Regions from separate parts of the Homo sapiens genome. Here region 1 is linked to region 2. The links are chromatin contacts, found by Hi-C or POLR2A ChIA-PET in ENCODE. All regions are on one chromosome and are shown on one strand. The core of a region is the stretch at or near the end of the contact, and the rest is flanking DNA. Distances in the headings are between cores, read along the strand shown.

Region 1 (4,671 bases), core at 157-2,656, 66 kb after region 2:
TTAGTGTTGTGAGCCCTTAAAGGGGACAGAAATTGTGCACTCGGGGAGCTCGGATTTTAAGGCAGTAGCTTGCCAATGCTCCCAGCTGAATAAAGCCCTTCCTTATACAACTCAGTGTCTGAGAGGTTTTGTCTGCGGCTTGTCCTGCTACAAAAGCAGGGTGTTTTTAGCAGAAGTAAAATTCAGTCTATATTTCAGTGTATGCAGACCTCTCAAGCAAGCAGTTTCATTTAAAAAATTGGTGACGTATTTCTCACATTAACAAATTTGAAGTAAATTTAACAGTGTGTTTCACCTATTGAATAGGAAATGGTAAGAATTTATATATAGATTCTATGTAAATATTTATATACTTTAAATGAATTTTGCCATAAACAAGCTGTACTTACATTACTTTTAATGATATTGATTAAATTGTAAATTCCTGAGGGGATTCATAGTATCACGTTATCATTTAAGAGATTTTTTTCTTTTTTGATTCTGTTCTCCCTGGCTATCATCATCTTGGCATTATGCAGACTTTGTGGTGCAGAGAAATAGTGGACCCAGGTCCCAAAGTTCTCCCTGAATGGCAGAGCATGCATAAGAGGCAGATCTAAAAGTGATGAGGCAGAACAGATATGATCACAGGGCAGAAGCCTCACAGAAGCAGGGGAAACATCCCTGTTTGGAGTTGGGAGTGGGCAGGAGAATTTCTGTTGCTATCCATTTGGAGAGAAGGCTGCAGGAGAAGGGCTATCCTCAGGGGAGGCCCAGGATTCCTGTAGGGCCTGGAGGTGAAGAGACTTCTAAGACAGGATGAGGATGCAGGAAGTTGATTAGCAAGGGATTAGGATTCCAAAGGCTGCAGTGGAAGGGGCTGTGATGCAGGATAATTGTGGGAGTCACCAAAGCTGAGAAAATGCAGAAGGGCGTAGGGAACTAGACAAGGTAGGAGGTCTGAGCTGGGATTAGGCACTTGCCTTTCTCCCTGTAAAGGAAAGTTATGATTAGTAGCGACTGGCCTCCACCCAACTAGGTACAAATTATATTGGTGCCATAACTGCCTAAGGGTCCCAGGCACTTGGACCTGCCTCCAGTATTTGTTATATGGGCATGGTGACAGTGGTGGAGCAGAAGGGCAAAGTCCCCCAGGAGGCTCACTTGAGTTCTGGGTTGATGAGTACTGTTGTGCTGAGCCTTTGTATTCTCACCGTCTATATAATCACTTACAATGATTATTTTGTGAATATAAAACATCTACTCTCTGGTTATGAGTTAAACTCTTCAGACTCAATTTCTGGGGATTTTTGGTTTTCTTCCCTGAATTCAGGACATGCCCTACTTCAACTTGGGATGCGGACTGCTAGAGTGTTGTGGTTCTGTCATACTTGGCTGTGAGTGAGACTCATTTCTTTGAGCTCCCTTTGTTTTGTGAAGCTCAGTGTTCCAAGTTCTCTCGTCCCTAAGGTCCTTGGCTGATGACTGCTTCGTAACCACATTCTTCTAGCCAACATGATGTAAACTAACAGAGCTTGCCAGTAGCTCTGTGATCTCTGAGAGATCACTTTAAGAAAAAAGGCTGAATTCATTGACTCACAAAACCAGTCTTTTGGCATACATGGAAGCCAATGAAGAAAGTATGTGAAAAGACAAGTTGCAACAATCCATTCTTAAGAGCCATTGTTGGCCCTTTCTAAATTTCTGTTCTTTTAACTTTTGAAACTGCTGTCTTTGTATCTGAAAACATTAAGCTATTATGAACTAGAATTTGCCAATGCCAAATTGAAAGCAATTTTATGAGTTTAAAATGTCATTGCCAATAAAACGTTACCAAATACTTTCTTTTAGTATTTCAGTGTAGAGTTGAAACATTTCTTTAGATACAGGCAGGGGAAGTTCATTTTTGAAGATATAAGTTATGAGCATTTTAAGAGGGACAATCACGACCTAGCTGAGGTTTTCATGGATCTAGTTTTGATGTGACTTTCAATCTTAGGTTATTTTGATCTTTTCTTTCTATTTCTTAAATTAAGTTGCTTTGCAAACAACTACATATTTAATGGTCTCAGAATAGGTAAATAACATGGTCATTTTATGGGCTGCTATTGGACATTGTTCTAATATCCCCAAACTCTACTCCTATCTAATTTTCCTACCTGTCTGGATGGCACTAGGCTTAGAATAAGATTTTTTTTTTAACCATGGTCATAGTAATATTCGTCCATGTTTCTCTTTCGTGATCCCTACTTCAAAATGCCAAACCCAAATATTAGTCTCTTGGCCTTTTGTTTATTGTTCTTATGAAAATTGCATAGCTTATCTGTGCTAAAAGGGTAGACTTTAAAATTTATTTTCTCCCATGAGGTTTATAAAACATGACTAAATGAAACTCATGTTTTAGCTTTTGGAATGGGAAACAAATTGGAATATTGGGATATAATTCTTTCCCATTTAATGAAAGTATGACTAGACTTTTGACCTACACTGATTCAGGAAAGTGATATTAAGGCAAAATGTTTTAAGTAATTAGCTCTCTTTCTCAATTTGCGATTTTTTTTTAAAAAAGAAGAAACTTTGAAAAATTAAAGACAGATACTAAATATTAACTATAAAAGGATTTCAGTATGAGGGATAATAAATGTTTGAAAGATTCCAAGACAGATAAAGTATAAGAATTGCATGGATAAGTAACTTTTAATTCATAATATAAGTGACATTTTCTTATTTACATTTACGTGAAAGTCTAGTCATACTTGCTTTAAATGAAATCTAATCGAGTACTTACAGATGAAGAACGCTAAGTGTAACTTTATATTTGGTCTTAGATGATTCATTAGAAAATCCTTGATTTATAGATAAGCAAATTGTCTCTAAGAGACTGGAATATTTTTTAAAGCTCCCCAAATTTTTAGGGCCAAAACCAGAGTTTCAACATAGTTCTCTGGATTATTAGACATCATTAAATTAAACTTTTTTTTCTAAAATATACATAGTGGAAAGAGGCTTCCATGAATTGCAGTAAGGTCTTTGTGCTGGTGCTTGAAGAGAGACCTCATGCTAGGAAATTCTTGCCTCCAGAAATTACCAATATATCATTTCCTGCAGTGACATATTAATTTGTCACTTTATTTGCCTTAATCAGTCCTACATGGATGGTCCAGTAGGCCTGAACTCAGAATGTAGTTTATACCAGCTTTTAAAAGGCATTTCTTTACCCTATCAAGTAGCATACCTATTAATAGGCATCTAAAATCATACCAAATTTATTTTCCATAAACAGCACATCCCAGCTTCTCAGGCCCACATTCTAAACAAGTAGCAAGTAAGTAGACTCTAGGTATAACCATTCCATTATTTACTATTGTCATGTCATCTTATAGAGAGATCTCTTAGACTCAACACAAAATATCCTTCTTTTTTATTTTTGTTGACCTTTCGACAGCCTTTGACTCCTGGCTTAGAAATCAGTTATAAGACAAAATGCAGTAGCTCAGTATTGATCCCCCTGTTACAGACGCTTATGCAGAAGCAGGAACTGAGGAGTAGAAGTATTCTCTTGTTGGATCAGAAAATATTTGCCAGTTCATTAAATAGGAATGTGTTCTGGACTTACTTTTGGATAAACAAGTTGCATTCATTTTTTTTCCCTCTCAGCCACGAAAAAGAAAAGACCCATATTCAGATGATATGAGTTTATTATCTGGAACTAGGAGTGACTTAGAGACTACTGGTTCTATTCTCTAATCACTGCCAGACAAAAGAACATGGCTTCAGATCAACTATCCCAAAATCAAGGTGTTTATTTTTGGTAGACATTTCACCTAGTTTATAATTGACATCTCTATTAATCAAGTTTCCTCAAAGTAATTGTGACCTAGGATGCTCCTTTCTGGTGCAAAGGACATGACATTTAAATCCGGAGAATACCTCTGGATTAAGATGATTATGTGAGCAAACGTGTTTTCTTCTCATAATTTTACCCTTACCTTCTTTATGACTATCTAGTAGAGTAGAAGATTCATAAGCAAGATTAATTAGGATAGCTTATAGGAAATAGAGAAGTTATTATCTTTGTAAATATGAGTAATTTAAAAATTGTAATACAGTAATATTTTAAATTGCTTATACACATATTAATTTTATAACTTTCTGTTTAAGCAGAATATTCTTCTCCCCAGCCACTCTAGGTAATAGTAGTCTAAGTTGGGGAAAAACAGAGTTAAAATCTTTTGAAGGAAAACAAGGCCCAAAATAACGTTGAATATATACAAAAGAGAAGCTTGTAATTAAAAGTCAATGAAAATAAGCTTTGGAAAAAAAGTATAATTGCTAATAGTGCCACAAAAACAATACCATGCTTCTCACAAAAGAGAGAAGCAAATTCTACTGTAATCTCTGCTACTACATTTATGACTATTGAGGTAAGGCAATAAGGATTTATTTCTTTTGGGTTCTCCATCAGTAAAACTGAAATGATAATATTCCCATGTTTACTTAATAAAATACCAGGAAAATAGTAAGCTGCTTATTTAAGAGCCTTATTTAAGGTTTAACAATAATAAATACAATTCAAACTTAAGCTCCGATGGACATATCAGAGGATTCCTTTGGAGTTTTCTTATTTAAGACTTTGAGCACATGGAAGCAATTTTTTTTAGGAGATATTTTAATGAGAATATTTCTTGCCTG
Region 2 (4,809 bases), core at 496-2,995:
AGCAAAATTATCTGGATGCTAATTTGTCATGTTGACTGCTGATTAACTCCAGTTCCAAGAAGGCCTCTAAGATTTCCAGTTTATTGATTGTTCCTTGTGTAAGAGAATGTACTTACTGTAAATCCTGCCCTTAGGTCAAAATGACCTTGATATTATACATCAATTGTCCTACACATTCCTTCTGAATCACACATATCTTTTCCTTATGTTCTATAAGTCCTGGGTCTCGGGGGTAAGGGCACAGGGATCCACCGTTTTGTCTTGCCACTCCTGAGACACAGGCATGGTTTCTGTTCCTAAGTCCCTATCAAATGTTTCTTTCTCAGAAACTGGGTTTGTCAGCCTCTTTCTTTGGCCTCTCTGCTTCCTTGGACTTTCTGGGGTAGGTTTGCATAGACCTGTCCACCTCAGAACAATATGTATATGTACTATTTAAAAACATACACATTAATACACATATTTTTAAGAATCTGAGTCAATTTTCCAAATTATCATTCAGAAAGATGTAGTGATTTAGAAGTCTAACAGAAGTATTCAAAAGTTCCTGTTTCCCCCAAATCCTTGCCAGTCCAGAATAATAGCCTTTTAAGAAATCATTGTCGGTCTGATCTGTGAAAAATATTATTTCCTTGTTGTGAGGATAATTTTATACCAGATCAAAGGAGAGGAGTAGGTATTAAAACTAGAGTTCTACTGACTAATTCTAAACTCTGTGAAGAGTTTTACTTACAGCGAGTCGATTGCTAGAAGCAGAGGAAAAGGGAAATACCAGAAATACCCTGTTGTAAATTTTTCTTTTTTAGTAATATAATAATTTATATTCATGAAGATGATGCTTTTCTGGACCACACGTCTGAAGAAACTTCAAACCATAGGTAGAAAGTATATAGTTAGTATAGCTATAAGTATCAGGGCACTAGATGAATGTTTACAGTTTAAAAAGTAATTAAGGCCGGGCATGGTGGCTCACGCCTATAATCCCAGCACTTTGAGAGGCCAAGGCGGGTGGATCACCTGAGGTCAGGAGTTTGAGACCAGCCTGGCCAACATGGTGAAACCCCGTCTCTACTAAAAAAAAAAAAAAATACAAAAATTAGCCGGGAGTGGTGGTGGACGCCTGTAATCCCAGCTACTTGGGAGGCTGAGGCCGGAGAATCTCTTGAACCTGGGAGGTAGAGGTTACAGTGAGCCAAGATTGTGCCACTGCACTCCAGCCTGGGCGACAGAGCAAGACTCTGTCTCAAAAAAAAAAGAAAACAAGTAATTAAATACTAAACTAAAATAGTAATGTATAGGGCAAGAATCAGAAAATAAACATTGTTGGGTGACTTATAGCAGAAGTAGAGGAAAATAGAGTTTAGTTTAACATTATAGAAATAAAGATTTGTACTCTTGGCCTGGTAAAATTTTAAACTGTTGCCTCTAATAGGATAATGTTTTGCTCTCATATTTCCCCTTCTTCATCCATAATTTCATTTCATTTTGGATTATTTTTATTTATGTGATCTCTTCGCTTTCATTCAGTCTTTTGGGAATATGACTTCTGCAATGTGAAGGTGAAATTTGCCCGTGTGTAATTTTGAAAGGTTGTTGATAGATTCCAAACACAGCTGTCAGTATATTTTTACTTTGGGAATTTCTTGCCTTGGTAGCTTGACCACAATCAGGAAGGTAGAAACATGGCTAGCAGCAGTCAGAGACGAAAGCAGTCTACTCACCCACTCACCTCCAACTTGGGCCAAGAAGGGCCTACCCTCTGTCCTCATCTGTCTTGTGACCAAGCACATGGTGCTGTTACGAAAGCAGCAGCTCTTTTATTAAGGACCAGAGCCTTGCATTTTCTAAGGCCCCACACCCCTGCAAGAGTGTTTATCCTCTCCACAGCGACAGAGTAAGCTCCTAGGTTGCTTTAGTTTGACCTCCCACTATGTGGGAAAAGATTGGTAAATAGGAGTCTTGTGGCTGGAAAGCAAGATGAGTGGGCTTGAGCAACAGGAAAGTATATCTCCATTTGTAGGGATTTTCTAGGACATCATTTTCAGAGAAATAATATTTTTAAAGGTTTTTTTAAAAAGGGGAAACATGCTGTTTAAAGCATTCCCCTAGTGCCTTTAGTGTACCAGAAGTTTTGTGTATTATTTCTGATCTTTTCAGCAGTCCTATGAGGCTGATACTGTTACTGCCATTTTGTAGATAAGAAAACTGAGCTTCTGAAAAGTTAAATCATTGGCTTAAAGTCACAGAGGTAAAAAAGGCCGTGATTGAAACCCAAGCCTGATTTATTACAAAATTCCTTACTCTTTCCATGCAGCTTAGGTTTTGCTTAAAAACAGCAGGGGAGTGGAGTTCAAAGTTTGCAAGTGTTTATTCTTCTATTTCTGTTTAGATATGCAGTATTACTTGATTTTTTATTTGAACCATGTTTTTCAGCAATCAAAGGATTTATTACAGGATGTTTTCCTGCCGGCAAAGTCTATTGAGCTGAATCACAAACACTGCCTTGCCTTCTGTCACTATTCATAATTTATAGATTGTTGGTTCCTCATTAGCATTATATCCAAGTCATGTATTTTGAACGATCCTTTCAAGGCTTTTGTAAGGATGATAAGGGAGAGGTGGGGCCAGGCATTTTATAGATAACTTTAAGTAGGAAACAAATGATTACTTTATCTGGATATGGATCATTACAATTCTGCTGGTTCAAGAAAAATAGTATTCAAAGAAAGTGAGAGATAAGTTGAAAGAGTAAATAGGCCGGGCGCGGTGGCTCACGCCGGTAATCCCAGCACTTTGAGAGGCCGAGATGGGCGGATCATGAGGTCAGGAGTTCGAGACCAGCCTGACCAATATGGTGAAACCCCATCTCTACTAAAAATACAAAAATTAGCCGGGTGTAGTGGCCCATGCCTGTAATCCCAGCTACTCAGGAGGCTGAGACAGGAGAATCCTTGAAACCAGGAGGCGGAGGTTACAGTGAGCCAAGATCACACCACTGCACTCTAGTCTGGGCGACAGAGCAAGACTCTGTCTCAAAAAAAAAGTAAATAACCAGGACAATGATCCATGAAAAGCACTAAATGTAATTGCTATAAATCAAGAAATTGAAAAATACCTTTGGTAATATCAGTGCAATGGAGTGAATGTTTATGTCCCTCCCAAAATTCAGATGCCAAAATCTGAATCCCTGATGTGATGGTATTTGAAGGTGGGACTTTTGGGAGGTGATTAGGTCCTGAGAGTGACCTCACGAGGAGGATTAGCGCCATTATGATGGACACTCCAGAGAGCTGTCTTATTTCTTTCTACCATGTGTGAACACAATGAGAAGACAGCAGTCTGCAGCCTGGAAGAGGACCCTCACCAGAACCTGACCATCTTAGCACTGTGTTTTGGACTTCCAGGCTCCATAACTGTGAGAAATAAATTTCTGTTGTTTATCAGCTACCCAATCTATAGTACTTCGTTATAGCAGCCCAAATGGACTGACACAATCAGAAACATATATGGTGGGAACTCAGGATTCAATCAGAGAAGAAGAGTGGATGTATACATTTCTATATTGTCTTATAGTGTATTATATATGATATACACAAAGGAATTTATCACAATAATTTGACTTTATGTAACTGGGGAGTCTCTGTAAGGCTGCTGTCTTCACATCTGATGATGGAACTTGTAAGTCTACAAGACAGGTAGGTGAGAAGGAAAGATAGATGTAAAGAAAGGGGGAGCAAGAACAAGCTGGACCCCACAAGCATAAATAAGGTGGAGCCCACAGGACAGACTGAAACCACATCAGTTCTTGTCTTAGACCTCGGTGGTGTGGGTGGCCTATAGAAGCTGGGCTTTTCTTCATGGAGCTAAACACCCATCCTGGTCTCAGGAGTCAAAGAAGCTGAAGGAGTATCTAGGAAAAGGTGAGGCAGTTTTGGTAGTGTCCACGGCCTCTAATACTTCCTAGATAAGTGACAACATGGTTGGGCTGCAAAATGGCTGCCACTTCATGTCTGCCCTCCATGTCTCCCACGAAAGTCTCCTGTGGCCCAACCTAACAAGAGAAACATACAGGAAAGGGAAACTTGAGAATTTAGTTCAGGCTAGCCATGTTGGTACATTACAAAGTTACCACAGTAAAAGAAATGATTATTATGTGTATAGCACTAGAATAAAATGGACAAAATGCTTTTGGCCAAAATAGAATGAACTCTTCATGAGATGAATTCAGATGCCTTCTGACTAACGTAACACACAGCCCTTCTTTTTAGGGGTCTTGCTGTCTCCCTGCACCTTTAGCAGGTATGAAGCCTAGGTCATATAGCCCTATTTCAGGGAGTTTGCTGCCTGTCTGTGTGTTGGCCTGGAGAGCATGGTGCTGGGCTTTTTTTGCTGCTGTTAACTAATATTCATGCTATCATTGACTCTGCTCTCATATTGCTTCCCTTTCTTCTTCCCTGATAAGTGATGTTTTAGTCCATGTATGCTACTATTACAAAATATCACAGATTAGATCATTTATTTTTAAACAATGTATTTTCTCACAGTTCTGGAGGCTGGGAAATCCAAGATCAAGGCACCAGTAGGAGTCAGTCCTCTCAAACTCTGCTGTGGCTGTGTATAATATCTAGTGAGGGCCTGTTCCATCTATGTCATCTTCTCATGGCATCCTCACATGGTGGAAGACAGAAAGGCGAGAGACAGCCCAACTCTCCCTCGGATCCCATCCATGAGGGCAGAGCCCTTGTGGTTCAGTCACTTCCTAAAGGCCCCACCTCTTGATACTGTTACACTGGGATTAAGTTTTAATGTGCA

Evidence for each region. A loop is a pair of places that touch in the nucleus more often than their neighbours do. ChIA-PET counts read pairs that join two places held with the same protein, here RNA polymerase II (POLR2A). Pooled maps may share reads with other maps.
Region 1: a map of heart left ventricle shows a loop between it and region 2 (2.0-fold over the local background). The contact joins two enhancer-like sites. A Hi-C loop is called at or near these places in 2 of 168 maps with a recorded cell type or tissue (Calu3 and heart left ventricle), 3 of 37 single-sample maps with no recorded cell type and 3 of 50 pooled maps. POLR2A ChIA-PET finds 5 or more read pairs at or near these places in 2 of 52 experiments (activated CD4-positive, alpha-beta T cell and naive thymus-derived CD4-positive, alpha-beta T cell).

What each region holds. Positions count from the first base shown.
Region 1 is chr2:190,158,170-190,162,840 of GRCh38, forward strand. It overlaps a transcript of AKAP19 not described here. Among named protein-coding and RNA genes, the nearest start is that of AKAP19, 20 kb to the right of the region's middle. Within about 2 kb of position 1,407, at least 7 of the 41 ENCODE cell types and tissues checked have a DNase peak (open chromatin) inside an H3K27ac peak, as active enhancers do.
Region 2 is chr2:190,092,191-190,096,999 of GRCh38, forward strand. It overlaps a transcript of AKAP19 not described here. Among named protein-coding and RNA genes, the nearest start is that of MSTN, 32 kb to the left of the region's middle. Within about 2 kb of position 1,746, at least 5 of the 41 ENCODE cell types and tissues checked have a DNase peak (open chromatin) inside an H3K27ac peak, as active enhancers do.